2 separate regions of the Homo sapiens genome follow, and region 2 is linked to region 1. Evidence: read pairs that join two places in POLR2A ChIA-PET (ENCODE). Cell type or tissue: GM12878. All regions are shown on one strand.

Evidence for each region. Peaks named below come from ENCODE experiments on the same cell type or tissue, not always from the same donor. Only the 100,000 strongest peaks of a DNase experiment are listed, where the experiment ranks them.
Region 2: POLR2A ChIA-PET joins it to region 1 with 8 read pairs; 5 of 35 experiments call an interaction of 5 or more read pairs at or near these places.

Annotation. Positions count from the first base shown.
Region 1 is chr19:2,241,898-2,249,897 of GRCh38, forward strand. SF3A2 (splicing factor 3a subunit 2) reads left to right here. Exons shown (of 9, transcript NM_007165.5): 2 at 1,485-1,647; 3 at 2,647-2,718; 4 at 2,836-2,882; 5 at 3,549-3,658; 6 at 4,856-4,905; 7 at 4,985-5,125; 8 at 5,697-5,765; 9 at 5,870-6,758. The coding sequence starts at 1,522. The coding sequence ends at 6,649. It overlaps AMH (anti-Mullerian hormone), which reads left to right and starts at 7,426. Exons shown (of 5, transcript NM_000479.5): 1 at 7,426-7,847. The coding sequence starts at 7,436. RefSeq lists enhancers at 273-567, 1,441-2,018, 3,683-4,183, 4,437-5,514, 4,813-5,314 and 1 more, a silencer at 786-983 and promoters at 4,437-7,435, 5,370-7,404, 7,156-7,435, 7,226-7,435, 7,404-7,435. In GM12878, no CTCF peak of the experiment used is centred here; no DNase peak of the experiment used is centred here.
Region 2 is chr19:2,070,671-2,078,670 of GRCh38, forward strand. MOB3A (MOB kinase activator 3A) reads right to left here. Exons shown (of 5, transcript NM_130807.3): 3 at 7,470-8,000; 4 at 6,141-6,343; 5 at 366-2,754. The coding sequence starts at 7,890. The coding sequence ends at 2,725. Among named protein-coding and RNA genes, the nearest start is that of MOB3A, 22 kb to the right of the region's middle. RefSeq lists enhancers at 1,075-1,124, 1,155-1,204, 3,645-3,694. In GM12878, no CTCF peak of the experiment used is centred here; no DNase peak of the experiment used is centred here; H3K4me3 peaks cover 2,173 bases; H3K27ac peaks cover 905 bases.

The DNA.
Region 1 (8,000 bases):
TGGGGCAGCCGTGATACTGCAGTGAGCTGGGAGGTCCACCTCACCAGTTACCATGCTTGATCATTTTCATAAACTTGCCCAGGGAATAAAAACTGGTTGGGGAGGGCTCCTGGGCCCCCATAGAGTAAGGGGTGACTTCAGGCCCCACCACAAGTCAGCAGTACAGCTGGCCTGTCCCTCAGCATGCCCCTGCACACCTGCGGCCACTGTGGCCTGTCCCTCAGCGTGCCCCTGCACACCTGCCGCCACTGTGGCCTGTCCCTCAGCGTGCCCCTGCACACCTGCGGCCACTGTGCCCTGTCCCTCAGCGTGCCCCTGCACACCTGCAGACACTGTGACACATCACTGCAGACGCAGTAGTTCAGATGACACGGCTGTATCAGCTTCTGGTTCTGGGGTCAGAGTCCAAACAGTCCACAGGGCTCCATTCCTTCTGGAGGCTCTGGGGGACAACTCGTTTCCTGCCTTTCCCAGTGTCCAGAGGCACCTGTGTGCCTTGCCTCGGGGCCCCTTCCTCCCCATTCACAGCCACAGCGCAGCCTCTCTGACTCTCAGCCTCCCGCCTCCTCTCATGAGGTCACCCAGGATCACCTGCCATTTTAAGATCCTCAAGCCCACCTGCACATCCCTTTTCTGCCATGAGGGGACATGTTCACAGGTCCCAGGGATTAGGATGTGGACATCTTTTGGGGGCAGTGATTCACTCAGTCTCATGGGCCCCATCTCTCTGAGCTCACCCAAGACCCTTAAACCAGGGCCCGGGGCCAACATTGAGCAGGCAAGGGAAAGACTACCAGGAGATGAGAGGAGGCTGCCTGGAACTCAGATTTGCACAGAGCCTGAAAGGGCGTGGGAGACCTTGGCAGAGGCCTGCATCAGGAAGAGGATGTTGGGGACTCAGCAGAGCCCCCTGCGCCACAAGCAGATGTGGCAGATCTCCCAGGTGTTACTCAGTGAGGATGCGAAGATCAGTGTCCTCACTGATCTCCGCCTAACAAATTTACATCGAGCCCAAGAGATTAGGTTGGGACAAGTAAGCGTAGCCAACCAGAGAGGGAATTCAGAGGAAGGCGTGAACACTAGGGGCTTGGGCAGTCCGGGATGGCTTCCTGGAGGTGGTGACTCGTTTGTGAGATCTTGGTCTTGTCTTCCCTTTATGCCTTCTCTGGGCTCCCTATTACAATTTCAGGTCTCCAGGCCTTGGCACCCTGGGCTGGAGCGGCTTCCTCTCCATCCCTCATGCCTGGTCACTTGGAGACAGGCTCCAGCTTCCTTGTGTCTGTGCCTGTCCACAGTGGGCCTCAGCCTCCTGGAAGAGACTGGGTGCGCTATGGGGTGGCCCCCTCAGGGCTGGTTAGACCCTGGCGCTGGGAGTGCAGGGTGAGGGGCAGTCTCGAGGGCTCCAGCCCAGCCCGCCCAGGGAGGTCCCAGCAGCAGCCCCGAGTTCTGAGCCATCTTCCTCACTCTCCTCTTGGCCTCCACAGGTGTCTCCCAGTCTGCTAAAGCCCTAAGGCCATCACCATGGACTTCCAGCATCGCCCCGGGGGCAAGACCGGGAGCGGGGGCGTGGCCTCCTCCTCCGAGAGCAACCGTGACCGCAGGGAGCGCCTCCGGCAGCTGGCCCTGGAGACCATCGACATCAACAAGGTGGGCCAGCCACCGTGCAGCTGCCTGTGGTGGGTGCTGGGCTTTCCAGGGCAGCCCTGGAGAGGGTGCCAGAGGCTCTTCTTGGGCCTCCGCCCAGGCTGGGCGATGCAGCCCCGTGTCCAGACGCTCCCCTGTTGCCCCCGAGCAGCCACAGCTCCCATCTGTCCACCCCAGAGAGCAGACCCTCTGTGGCTCTGAGTCCCATGTGGACATGTTTTGTTCTGTCCACAGCCTTCTGTTTTGCATTATTTAATTTTCTGGGAGTGGGGAGAGCTGATGTCAGTCCAGCCAGATGTGGTGAAGGGCAGCCTTTGATTTTAGCTTGTGCAGAGGCAGGGGTGAGCCGAGTCCCCTCAGCACCGTGGACATCGGGGCTGGAGCACTCTTTGTGTACCCTGACATGCCCCACGGGCCTGGCCTATGGCAAGGGCTCTGTTACCGTCCCCGTCTTCCAGATGAGGTCATGGGTAGAGGGGGTGCCACAGCCGCAGATGGTGGAGTTAGACTTTGAACTCCAGCGTCTGAGACGAGATGTGTGCGCCCGGCTGCCCCAGCTTAGGGCCTGCAGATGGGCGGGTCTTTGGGTCTTCAGTGTAGCCCATTTGCTTTTCTTGTGCCTGTGTCTGCCTTGTGCCTACTGCTGGCGTGGTGGCGTGGGCAGTGGACGGCTCCCTGCCTCGGGAGTGACCGGCGGTGCTGTCCTGGCTGTGCCTCCCTCTGACTCAGAACCACCAGGAAGGTGGTGTCGGGGGCTCCCTGGGAACCCCCACTGCTCGAAGCCTGGCCCACAGCCCCAGGTGGTGACACCCGTGCTCACGAAGGCCTCCCGCTGGATCCCCCGTTTTCAGAAATGCTTGACCACTGTCAGCGGTAGCCATGCCTCTACAGAAGGGGGGTTCTGCCTCCATGCCTCTACAGAAAGGGGATCCCGCCTCTGAGGGCCTTGACGGCAGCAGGCCGCGATCTTCTGTCTAACGGGCCCCTGTTCTTCCCCTCCAGGACCCGTACTTCATGAAGAACCACCTGGGCTCCTATGAATGCAAACTCTGCCTGACACTTCACAACAATGAGGTGCGGCCTCTGCCTGGCTCCGGGCGGCTCGCGGCGGGCTGAGTGGCTGACGTCAGGGGGACCTGCCTGTGTCTGTCCGCCCGGCCTCGAGTCATGCGTGTTTCCTTTCCACTCCAGGGGAGCTACCTGGCACATACGCAGGGGAAGAAGCACCAGACCAACCTGTGAGTACCTCATGTCCCTTTGATGCCTGGTGCTCCAGCAGCCGTTGGCTCAAGTCTCTGTGAGCCTCGCGGGCCACTGCTCCACAGCCGGGGAGCCAGCCTGGCCTGAGCCTCCCTGGGCGCTTGAGTACGGTTCCTGGGGAGCATTAGAGAACAGAGGCATGGATGGCTGAGGCGGGCAGATCACTTGAGGTCAGGAGTTCGAGACCAGCCTGGCCAACATTGTGAAACTCCATCTCTACTAAAAATACAAAAATTAGGCCAGGCATGGTGGCACACGTCTGTAATCACAGCTACTATGGAGGCTGAGGCAGGAGAATCTTGAATCTGGGAGGCAGAGATTGCAGTGAACCAAGGTGCTGCCACTGTACTCCATCCTGGGCGACAGAGTGAGACTCTTGTCTTATTAAAAAAAAAAAAAAAGAGCAGAGGCATGGAGTTGTTGGAAGGGCCCCAGCCAGGGACAGTGAGGAGCATGACAGGAAGAGAACATGCCTGTCCTATCCCTGTCCTCAGCCAAACCCCAGGGCCCCTCCCAGGCCCCTGGCCCTCCTCATCTCTCAGCTTGTAGTGAGCTCCAAGGTCAGGGGGCTCCTGGCACCTGGGCCCATGGCTTTGGTGCCTGTGTGTGGAGGGGTCCCAGCAGCACCTCCATCCTGTCCGCAGGGCCCGGCGAGCAGCCAAGGAGGCCAAGGAGGCCCCTGCCCAGCCCGCGCCTGAGAAGGTCAAGGTGGAGGTGAAGAAGTTTGTGAAGATCGGCCGCCCGGGCTACAAAGGTGAGTCTGCCCGCAGCGGGGCCGGCCACAGCCGCTGCCGTGACATAAGTGTGTTCTTTAGTCTCCAGTGCGGGAGGTGCAGCCCTGATAGCCTCCTCCCTGAGCCACTGTTTTCCGGCCTTGGTGGCCGTCCCTCACCCACCTGCAGCCTCTGGCGTTGTGTCTGGGAGCTGTCAGGCTGGGCCCGATAAGCACCCATCTCACCCAGCAGCCCATTTCCCAGCTGAGCCACAGTCTGTGCCCTCCTGTCCGGGTCTTGTGGAAGCTTCTGGGAATTCTTGCCAAGCAAAAGAGTGGAAGTGGAGGTGTGGTGAGCCCTGGCACATCCCTCCGGTTAACCTTGAAGCCTTTGAAGGAGGACAGGGAGAAGCGGCTGTTAGAGGCAGCTCCTCCCGGACCCTCAGCAGTGGGAATGGCTAGAGGTGACCCCGGTTCAGAAAGCTGGGGAAGTGACCAGGGTGGAAGATAGAGACTTGTGTCCATAGGGTTCAGGAAGGCGGGCACGCTACCCAGCAAGTGTTCTTTACAGAAGGCGGGGACAGCCTGTGTGCCTGGCCTCCAGACAGAAGCCTGCAGGGCAGAGGTCCCGGGGCAGGTGCACCGGGTGGGCGAGGGTGGCTAGAGCGGCAGGCTCCTGGTGGGGAGGCCCTGACAGGTCCTGGGCTTGGGCTCAGGACGGTGAGGCGGCAGAGGGCTTGTGAGTGTGCGTGTCTGAGGCCGCATGGAGAGTGGCCGGGCGGCAGGCAGCCCAGCAGCCATTCTCGGGGTCCAGGCTGCTGAGCTCTGGCGGGAAGGGCATCCTCTCTCGCTCACCGTATACATGGTGTCAGCCCTGTTCAGGCGGCCCCGCTCGAATCCCAGAGCCAGGGTGCCGAGGGCCCCTCCCTACCCAGTGGCCCCAACTCCTGCTGGGTGGTATCCCAGCACCCCTGGTGAAGGGCTCTGGGGATTGGGACAAAGGAGCACCATCCTCGGTCCCTGCCTGAGTGACTCCGCAGGTAGCTCAGCTCTGGCGCACCTGTGCCTTCACCTATACCAGAATCCCAGAGCCTGGGCGGAGATTGTCTAATGGTTGCCAGAGCTGCAGGGCCTCCCCCGGGGTCCCGCTCTCGTTCAGTGGGTGGCATTAGCCTGCCCCAGGTTCCTCAGCTTCGGAGAGGACAAGCAGCCGGGACCTGAGAGCTTTCTGTGTTGCAGTGACCAAGCAGAGAGACTCGGAGATGGGCCAGCAGAGCCTCCTCTTCCAGGTGAGATCAGGGACTTGGGCGTGGGGGGCGGCCAAAGGCACCCAAGAGGCGGCTCTGCCACCCGGCCGTGTCCCTGCAGATTGACTACCCTGAGATCGCCGAGGGCATCATGCCACGTCACCGCTTCATGTCTGCGTACGAGCAGAGGATCGAGCCTCCGGACCGGCGCTGGCAGTACCTGCTCATGGCCGCCGAGCCCTACGAGACCATTGCCTTCAAGGTAGCGTGGCTGCGGGGTTCCCTGGGCCCCCTTGAGATGTGCAAGCCAGAAGGATCTGCATAGGCTGGGCAGGATGCCCCTCCCATCGGGCTTGGGGTCCCCTGGGCCCCCCCCAAGTCGGAGCCAGAAGGGTCTGCACAGGCCGGGCAGGGCACCTCTCCCATTGGGCTCTGCAGGAGGGCCTGCTTGGGCTCCACTGGGCCAATGAGAAGGGAGGCCGGCAGGGCTGAGCGCCAGGCCTGTGAGGCCTTTGCCAAGTGACCTCACTTCCTGGGCCAGGCTGCTGGAGGGCTTCCTACAGCCTGTCCCCATGCCTGGACAGGGCGGCCATCAGGAAACAAATAATACAAACGGTGACTGCCCAGGGAGGGGGCCAACAGCGTGCTAGCATTGAGGCCAGGTCTGTTTCACTCCAGAACTGAACCCTGTGCCCCACGAAAGTCTTACCAGCCTTCTCCTGGGCTCCCAGGGTAGAGTCCGGGCTGGGGAGGCTAGTGCCTCGGGCTCCCTGCCTGATGGTCGCCCTGAGGTCACAGGGACCAGGAGCCCTCTCTGTCCCCCGCCCTCCCAGGTGCCGAGCAGAGAGATCGACAAGGCGGAGGGCAAGTTCTGGACACACTGGAACCGGGAGACCAAGCAGGTGAGTGGCTCGCCCCGAGCCTGGCTCCTTCCCACCCAGCCCTGGCGGCCCTAGCCCTGCCCTAGCCCCACCCGTGCCTGCTGAACCTTTCTCCGTCTCTCTAGTTCTTCCTCCAGTTCCACTTTAAGATGGAGAAGCCCCCGGCTCCACCCAGCCTCCCTGCTGGCCCCCCTGGGGTGAAGCGGCCTCCACCCCCGCTGATGAACGGTCTGCCCCCTCGGCCACCGCTGCCTGAGTCTTTGCCACCGCCCCCGCCAGGAGGCCTGCCTCTGCCACCCATGCCCCCCACAGGGCCTGCGCCCTCAGGGCCCCCGGGACCACCCCAGCTACCCCCGCCAGCTCCAGGGGTCCACCCCCCGGCCCCAGTGGTGCATCCCCCTGCATCTGGGGTCCATCCCCCAGCTCCTGGCGTCCACCCCCCAGCTCCTGGCGTCCATCCCCCAGCCCCTGGGGTCCACCCACCAACCTCTGGGGTCCACCCCCCAGCTCCTGGAGTCCACCCTCCAGCCCCCGGGGTTCACCCACCAGCCCCCGGAGTCCACCCACCAGCCCCTGGGGTTCACCCACCAGCCCCAGGGGTCCATCCTCCCCCATCAGCGGGGGTTCACCCCCAGGCCCCGGGGGTGCACCCAGCAGCCCCCGCCGTTCACCCTCAGGCCCCAGGGGTGCACCCACCAGCCCCAGGGATGCACCCTCAGGCCCCGGGGGTCCACCCCCAACCTCCCGGGGTCCATCCGTCGGCTCCTGGGGTCCACCCTCAGCCTCCGGGAGTTCACCCCTCAAATCCTGGGGTGCACCCCCCAACTCCCATGCCCCCAATGCTGAGGCCCCCACTTCCCTCCGAAGGCCCAGGGAACATACCTCCCCCTCCCCCAACCAACTGAGAAGCTGCTCCCTCCCCCAGCAAGCCCAGCGCCAGGTGCTCTTGCCTTTTCCCACTGAGAGAAGGCTGCTCTTTTGTACTGCCCCCCGCTCATTAAACAGCCTCCCCCAGCCCTGAGTGCACTGATGTCCGCAGCGCCGCCCTACTGTGTCAGTGTGTGTGGGAGTGCCAGGCACAGCACCATCCCCCAGTTTGGGCCGACTGGGGAGGGCCTGGGGCCCGCCAGGAGACACCTGTGGGAGGCCTGAGAGATGGCTGTACCTTGGAGATGGCCTGGTGGAGGACAGACCCCACCAGCCAGCTAGGAGGGGATCTGGGGTCCTGTTCTGGGGAGGGAAGAGCAGACTCCACGATATCCTTGGGGTCTCCAGATAGCCCACCAGGGGTGGGGAGGGTGAGCAGGGACAGGGCGCCCCCACTGACTTGGGACCCTCCTCCTCCAGGCCCACACCTCAGCACCCAGGACATCTGGGCCCCCCGCCCCCAGCGCTGTCTAGTTTGGTTGCCTGGCCGTCACTCCCAGCCTGGTTCCCACTCCTGTGTCTTCTGGGGATGGCCCTCAAGGACGGCATGTTGACACATCAGGCCCAGCTCTATCACTGGGGAGGGAGATAGGCTGCCAGGGACAGAAAGGGCTCTTTGAGAAGGCCACTCTGCCTGGAGTGGGGGCGCCGGGCACTGTCCCCCAAGGTCGCGGCAGAGGAGATAGGGGTCTGTCCTGCACAAACACCCCACCTTCCACTCGGCTCACTTAAGGCAGGCAGCCCAGCCCCTGGCAGCACCCACGATGCGGGACCTGCCTCTCACCAGCCTGGCCCTAGTGCTGTCTGCCCTGGGGGCTCTGCTGGGGACTGAGGCCCTCAGAGCAGAGGAGCCAGCTGTGGGCACCAGTGGCCTCATCTTCCGAGAAGACTTGGACTGGCCTCCAGGCAGCCCACAAGAGCCTCTGTGCCTGGTGGCACTGGGCGGGGACAGCAATGGCAGCAGCTCCCCCCTGCGGGTGGTGGGGGCTCTAAGCGCCTATGAGCAGGCCTTCCTGGGGGCCGTGCAGAGGGCCCGCTGGGGCCCCCGAGACCTGGCCACCTTCGGGGTCTGCAACACCGGTGACAGGCAGGCTGCCTTGCCCTCTCTACGGCGGCTGGGGGCCTGGCTGCGGGACCCTGGGGGGCAGCGCCTGGTGGTCCTACACCTGGAGGAAGGTATGTGGGGCCCAGCCCCAAGCTTGGCACCGCCGTCTTCCTTCAGGTGGGCCGGGTCCTCCTAGGGAAGATCAGGGGCTGGCAGAGCCCCCACCCTGGGCAGGGAGGCTGTGGTCTTGTTCCTAGGACTGGGTTGCGGGTCCGTGGCCTGGA
Region 2 (8,000 bases), 170 kb before region 1:
GATCTGTTCCTTGGCACAGGGTAAAAACTTTTGTGCTTCATTTTCTTTTCTTTTCTTTTTTTTTTTTTTTGAGACAGCGTCTTGCTCTGTCACACAGGCTGGAGTGCAGTGGTGCCATCTCGGCTCACTGCAACCTCTGCCGCCAGGGTTCAGGCAATTCTCCTGCCTCAGCCTCCCAAGTAGCTGGGATTTAAAAAAAAAAAAAAAAGAAAGAAAGAAAGAAAGAAAGAAAGAAAAGCTGAGTAGCTGTCTAAAAAAAAAAAAAAAGAAAGAAAAATAAAAAAGATTTTCTCAGCCCCAAAGCCTGAGGCTCACCCCTAGGACAGGGCACCCTGTTAACACTGGCAGGAAAACGACACCATTTATTCCGACGTCTGCGTCTGTAGTTTTATTCCGTATCTGGCTGGGGGAGGGTGGTCTCCGAGGTGGATGGAGTGAGGGTGGAGGGGACAGAGATGGTCCCTGCTCCCACCTCCCCGAGCCCACCTGGGAAGCTGCGTGGCCGGGCTGCTGGAGACATCCCGAGCCCTGGGGGAGACAGAGGTGTGGGTGTTTGGGCTTCATCTTCCAGGTACAAGGAGATACATTTCATCAAGCAGTTCCTGATTTCATGGAGTTCTTTGAGGGCTCGGCTGGGAGGTCCCTCTCCGGGGGGCTCCAAGTGCCGGACCTGGTGGTTTCTGGAAGGATCAAGGACAAGTCCTGGGAGTTTCAGGCTTCGGCAGTAACAGTGTGTTAATTGCACTTGTTCGATTTTCTGGCAGAAGCCAGGAGAGACGGGGACAGCGTGCTTCTCTTCGGTGACCATCCCAGGCGCCCAGAGGTGACCAGACTTCTGTGTGGTCTGGGACAGTGCAGGGCTCAGGCAGGAAGGACCACTGTGGTGAAAGGCCACTGACAATTCTGGTGAGGAGTAGGGTGGCAGGGGTTCAGCCAGGGAGAGGAGGTGGCTGCCTTTTCTCAGGGCCCTGCTCTCACCTTCCAAAGGTCTAGGGTACACAGAACTCATGGATTTTGGTCTCGCAGCCCCAGGGGCCACACAGAAAAAGGGGTTCAACTGGAAGTTTGCAGCATCTGGGAAAGGCCAATTCTGGCAGAACTGGAAGATTCCAGACCAGGGGAGAGGCGTCCAGGGAGAGAAGAGTCCTGCTTGGGTTGATCATAAGCAAAGTGGACATCGTTCCGAAGAGGCAGAGAGCTCACTATGTTATCGATAAAAAAATTCTTGGCCGGGCACAGTGGCTCACGCCTGTAATCCCAGCACTTTGGGAGGCTGAGGCTGGTGGATCACAAGGTCAGGAGATCAAGACCATCCTGGCTAACACGGTGAAACCCTGTCTCTACTAAAATACAAAAAAATTAGCCGGGTGTGACGGTGGGTGCCTGTAGTCCCAGCTGCTGGGGAGGCTGAGGCAGGAGAATGGCGTGAATCTGGGAGGCGGAGCTTGCAGTGAGCCGAGATCCCACCACTGCACTCCAGCCTGGTTAGGCCGGGTGCAGTAGCTCATGCCTGTAATCCCAGCACTTTTGGAGGCCAAGGTAGGCGGATCACCTGAAGTCAGGAGTTTGAGACCAGCCTGGCCAACATGGTGAAATCTTGTCTCTACTAAAACTACAATAATTTCCTGGGCGTGGTGGCGCACACCTGTAATCCCAGCTACTTGGGAGGCTGAAGCAGGAGAATCACTTGAACCCAGGAGGTGGAGGATGCAGTGAGCCGAGATTGTGCCACTGGACTCCAGTCTGGGCGACAGTGGGAGACTCCGTTCAAAAAAAATAAAAATCTCAAGATGGTTGTAAATGTGACTATAAAAATCAAACCCTTTATGATACACAAAGGGGCCCTTAGGAAATGAGTCAGAAGCCGGGGTGCAGGACGTGGGGTCCCAGGAGTCCAGGAAGCCCTGGATACAGTCAGCTGAATGTTTCGGAAGAACGGAAGAAGCAGAGTGCATTGAGGAAGAGAGAGGGCTGGGTGCGGTGGCTCACCCCTGTGATTCCAGCACTTTGGGAGGCCGAGGATGGAGGATCACTGGAGGCCAGGAGTTCAGCGAGACCCCTGTCTCTAGTATGACCAAAAAAAAAAAAATCTGTAGAAAAATGGAAGAGATTGGGGAGGGAGGAAAGAGGCTGCCTGGGTCCAGGTTGTGCCTCTGTGTGAAGAGACACCAGCGGCTGCCAGTGGGGAGTGCGGAGTAAAGGCCTGCGGGAGGAGATGTCCGCTCTCAGGGGCTCGGAAGCCCCTCAGCCTCTTGCCTCCCCAACGGGAGACATGTAGGAGGCCGAGCAAGCTGGGTGCCCTTGAGAGACAGGCCCAGGCAGGGCTGTGGCCACAGCAGCCCTGGGGGCTCCCCAGCGAGGTGGAGGCAGAAGTTCCAGGAGCCTGGGAGCCACCCAGGGCAAGGAGTGACCCTGGAAGCCATCCAGCCTCCTGGAAAGTGGAAGTGGTTTAAAAACACAGTGGGCTTTTCCGGTTGCTAGTAACACATAGAATTACAGAGTTCACGTTTTAGTCCCAGACGGGAGACTGAGGCTCGAGACTGAGGAAGGCATCTGCCGTCCGGGGTTGGAGCTCCTGAGGACCAACACCTGCTCAGCGGCTCGGCCCCTGGTCTCCCTGAGATGCTCAGGCCGGAGAGAAGCGGGATGATGGTTCCAGAGCGTCCTCCTCCAAGTCTCCGAGGCCCCAGCGGCGGTTCGGGCACCGGGAGACCCGCGGGGCTCTCAGTGGCACATCCGGGCGGTCATTTCTTTCTGTAAAGAGCAAGCAAGACATCAGCTCCCACCAGCCACTCCTAAAAGGGGTGATGCGAACAGCAGACACACGGAGACGCACAGGCAGAGAAACGGCAGCTGGGGGCTTCCCTGAACACCCAAACAACAAAAACCACACAGGCAATGGCACACCTGAGACCAGGGGCAGCAGGCTACCCCATGAGGCCAGAGAGTCAGCATTTTCAGATCTGTGGGCCAGACGGTCCCTGTCATGATGGCTCAACTCTGTCTTGTACCTCAAAAGCCACCTCAGACGATGGTAACCTCACAAGTGTACCTCGCTGCCAATAAAACTGTATTTACAGCCAGGCTTGGTGGCTCACGCCTGTAATCCCAGCACTTTGGGAGGCAGAGGTAGGCAGATCACCTGAGGTCAGGAGTTCAAGACCAGCCTGGATAACACGGTGAAATCCTGTCTCTACTAAAAATATAGAAATTAGCCTGGCATGGTGGCAGGCACCTGTAATCCCAGCTACTCAGGAGGCTGAGGGAGGAGAATCGCTTGAACCTGGGAGACAGAGGTTACCGTGAGCCAAGATCGCGCCACTGCACTCCAGCCTGGGTGACAGAGCGAGACTCTGTCTCAAAAAAGAAAAAAACAACTTTGGGAGGCTGAGGTGGGCGGATCATGAGGTCAGGAGATCGAGACCATCCTGGCTAACATGGTGAAACCCCGTCTCTACTAAAAATACAAAAAAATAAGCCAGGTATGGTGGCACATGCCTGTAGTCCCAGCTACTCAGGAGGCTGAGGGAGGGGAATCACTTGAACCTGTGAGGTGGAGGTTGCAGTGGCTGAGATCAAACAAACAAACAAACAAAAAAACCCCAGAAACTTTATTTACAAAAACAGGAAGCCAGGCCAGAGGGCTGCAGTTTGCTGATCCCTGTCTTATACAGACTGGGACACTAGAAGGAAAGTTCTGGAATACAGAAAAAAAGAAAAAGAAAAAAGAAAAGAAAAAGAAAGAAAAAAGAGGAAGACCCCACTACCATCTTTAGAGCCACTGAGTATGCAACTATTAATTTTAAATTTAGCAAAATGTTTACCAGTAGCAAAGCCTGAAAGGGGATGCACAAAAATGAGGAAGTTATGTGAAGATGTTTTTAGTCTTTTTTTTTTTTTGAGACGGAGTTTCACTCTGTCATTCAGGCTGGAGAGCTGTGGCGCAATCTTGGCTCACTGCAACCTCCACCTCCTGGGTTCAAACGATTCTCCTGCCTCAGCCTCCTGAGTAGCTGGGATCACAAGTGCCCACCACCATGCCTGGCTAATTTTTTTTTTTCCCCTGAGACAGAGTCTTGCTCTGTCACCCAGGCTGGAGTGCAATGGCGCGATCTCAGCTCACTGCAACCTCTGCCTCCTGGGTTCAAGTGATTCTTCTGCCTCAGCCTCCCGAGTAGCTGGAATTACAGGCGCGTGCCACCATGCCCAGCTAATTTTTTGTATTTTTAGTAGCGATGGGGTTTCACCATGTTGGCCAGGCTGGTCTTGAACTCCTGACCTCATGAGCTGCCCGTCTTGGCATTCCAAAGTGCTGGGATTACAGGCGTGAGCCACCACGCCGGGCCTTAATCTTTTCTTTTCTTTTTTTTTTTTTTTGAGACAGGTTACTGGCTGTCACCCAGGCTGGACTACAGTGGCGTGATCTCGGCTTACTGCAGCCTCAACCTCCCAGGCACAAGCAATTCTCCTGTCTCAGCCCCCTGAGTAGCTAGGACCACAGGCACGCACCACTGTGCCTGGCTCATTTTTTTCATTTTTTGTAGAGATGAGGTCTCACTATGTTGTCCAGGCTGTTCTCAAACTTCTGAGCTCGAGTGATTCTCCCTCTTTGGCCTCCCAAAGGGCTGGGATTACTGGTGGGAGCCACCTCGTCCGTCCATTTTTAACCATTTTTTAAAGTTGTAAGAGAGTGGTGGCTCCCACCTGTCATCTGAATACTTTGGGAGGCCAAGGTGGGAGGATTGCTTGCATCCATGAGTTCAGACCAGCCTGGGCATCATAGTGAGACCCCATCTCTACACACAATAAAAAATCAGCCGGGCGTGCTGGCTGTGGTCCCAGCTACTCGGAGGCTGGTGGGGTCCCGCTCTCACATCAGGATCCCCACATCCATACAGCGCCCAGCAGCCTGGGGAACAATGCAGCCTCTGGGCAGGTTCCAGTGCCAGGCCCTGAATCACGGGCACCCACTCCACTGCTGGTCCCCATCACCGAGACACAATTGTGGGCCCCAATTTCAAGAAGCAACATTGGCTTCAGGGATGTGGACCCCACACCGAGGAATCTGGTCCCTGGGTTCGTCTCCCGATAAAACCTGGTAACGTGGAAAGCAGACAGGCTAGGGCAGATGCAGAGGTACCCGGCTGGCTACAGAAGTCGGGTGGAATCTAGGCAGGTGCGGTGGCTCCTGTCTGTCATTCCAGCACTTTGGGAGGCCGAGACAGGGAGATCACCTGAGTTCAGGAGTTTGAGACCAGCCTGGCCAACATGGCAAAACCTGGTCTCTACTAAAAATACAAAAATTAGCGGGGTGTGGTGGCACGTGCCTGTAATCCCAGCTACTCAGGAGACTGAGGCAGGAGAACTGCTTGAACCCGGAAGGTGGGGGTTGCAGTAAGCCAAGATGGCGCCACTGCACTCCAGCCTGGGTGAGGGAGGCAGACTCCATCTCCAAAAAAAAAAAAAAAAAAAAAAAGGCCAGGCACAGTGGCTCCCGCCTGTAATCCCAGCACTTTGAGAGGCTGAGATGGGCAAACCACATGGTCAGGAGATCCATCGAGACAATCCTGGCTAACACGGTGAAACCCCCTCTCTCCTAAAAACACAAAAAATTAGCTGGACGTGGTGGCGCGTGCCTGTAATCCCAGCTACTTGGGAGGCTGAGGCAGGAGAATCACTTGAACTCGGGAGGCGGAGGTTGCAGTGAGCCGAGATCGCACCACTGCACTCCAGCCTGGGTGACAGAGTGAGACTCCGTCTCAAAACAAACAAAAACAAACAAACAAAAAAAGTCGGGGTGGAGTCTGCTTGTGCCGGCTCGCATCCCTTTCATAAGGGACACTGAGCGGCGCTCTGGGACACCTGAGCTCAGGACGGTGAAGGCGGAGTGAGCTGGACGCGGGGCGGCGCGGAGGAAACTGCACCTGTCGCCGGCATTTGTTCCGTGGGAGAACGCAGGATCCCTCCCAGCTACCTCACCACTTGTCCCATCAGCAGGGTCCCCGGGGCCCAACTCCAGCCGGGGCCGCCAGCTGCTGGGCCGACCGCAAGCAGTCAGGGTCCTGGCCCCGGAAGGGTTCCTCTGCCACGGGCCACCAGCCCCACCGTAACCGCACGCCCTCAGCCCCAAGCCCGCGCACCAGTGGCTCCAGCTCCTTGGTGTCGATGAGGCCGAACTCCTTGACGAAATAGTAGAAGTGCTTGTAGCAGGTGTTCACGTGGGCCTCGGAGCCCATCTGCGCGATGCGGTCAAAGTGGTGGATGTAGACGTGCACGAACACGCGGAACAGCCGCGACAGGATCTTCCGCACCGTCTGCAGGAAGTTCTTGGGAAACGGAGTGCCTGCAGGGAGAGGGGTGGGACGGGTCCACGGACTCAGCCAAGTCCATGTCCAGAACCCTTTGCTCCTGGATGTGACAAGGGGCTTCCAGACAGAAATTGCTGGCAGATCGGGCGCGGTGGCTGACGCCTGTAATCCCAGCACTTTGGGAGGCCGAGGCAGGCAGATCACTTGAGGTCTGGAGTTCGAGACCAGCCTGGCCAACATGGAGAAACCCCATCTTTACTAAAAAATACAAATATTAGCCGGGTGTGGTGGCTCATGCCTGTAATCCCAGCTACTCAGGAGGCTGAGGCAGAAGAATCGCTTGAACCTGGGAGGTAGAGGTTGAAGTGAGCCGAGATCGTGCCACTGCACTCCAGCCTGGGTGACAGAGTGAGACACTGTCTCAAAAAAAAAAAGAAAAAGAAAAGAAAAGAAAGGTACGCTGTACTCTGGAGGGACGTGCCCTAATGATCATCCTCAAACCCACGTTTATGGGGTGTCCCTGAGAGCCATGCAGTGCATTACACATCGAGCTGGGCAGGGGGTCCCGCCAACGGGGTGATGATCCTGGTGGGCCCAGGGGCTCCATGGCAGTGATTCTGAAACCACTGAGAACACTGGGCCCAGCACTGGCAGGGGTGCTTGTCTCCTCTGCGAAGGACTCCAGGCCTGATGCTGATCCTGTCATTCTCTGCTTTGGGGTGAGGAGACAGGAGTCACCAGGAGTGATTCAGGATGAAGGGGGGCTACTAAGAGCAGCCCAACTTAGGAGAATACTCAGAAATGGAATCCTTTTTTTTTTTTTGAGACAGGGTCTTGCTCTGTCACCCAGGCTGGAGTACAGTGGCACGATCATAGTTTACTGCAGCCTCAACCTCCTAGCCTCAAGCGATCCTCCCACCTTAGCCTCCCGAGTAGCTGCGACCAAAGGCGTGTGCCACCATGCCTGGCTAATTTTTAAAATTTTTTGTAGAGATGGGATCTTGCTATGTTGCCCAGGCTGAGCTCAAACTCCTGGGCTCAAGCGATCCCTGGGCTCGGCCTCCCAAAGCGCTGGCATTACGGGTGTGAGCCACTGTGCTCGGCCTCCCTGACTTTTCTGGAAGGCTCTGTATCCCCGAGCCCCTGCCAGCTCTGACTCACCAACGTTGGTGGGGAAGAGGTCCTCGTTGTTGATCTGCGCCTCGATCCAGTCCATCAGCAGGTCCATGTACCTGGGCGCGGAGAGTGCCGTGGGCTTCCGGAACTTATGCTCATCCTGCCAGCGGTACTCATACTTGGGGCCCCCCGACATGACGGGGCAGGACTGCTCCGTGCAGCCGTCGCTGATGGTGCCGTAGATGAGGTTGACGCGGTTAAAGAAGTCCACCACGTGAACAGCCACCCAGTCGTTCAGGTCCTCGCCCGGGGGCAACTGCACGGCCAGCCGCAGGTCCAGCCCGGCGTTCAGCGACGCCTGCGCCTTCTTGTGCAGCTCGAAGCGCTGGGTGCCTGGCTCAAACTTGCGCTTGGGGCGGAATGTCTTGTCCTTGTTGAAGACTTGCTTCAGGAAGGGGTTGGACATCTTGGTGACGCCTGCTCTCCTGGACTTCTGTAGAGGGGTCCTGGGCCAGCTGGCTGGGGGTGCTGACCAACCCGAGAGGCCACGAAACACTCACCAAGCCCCACAGCTCT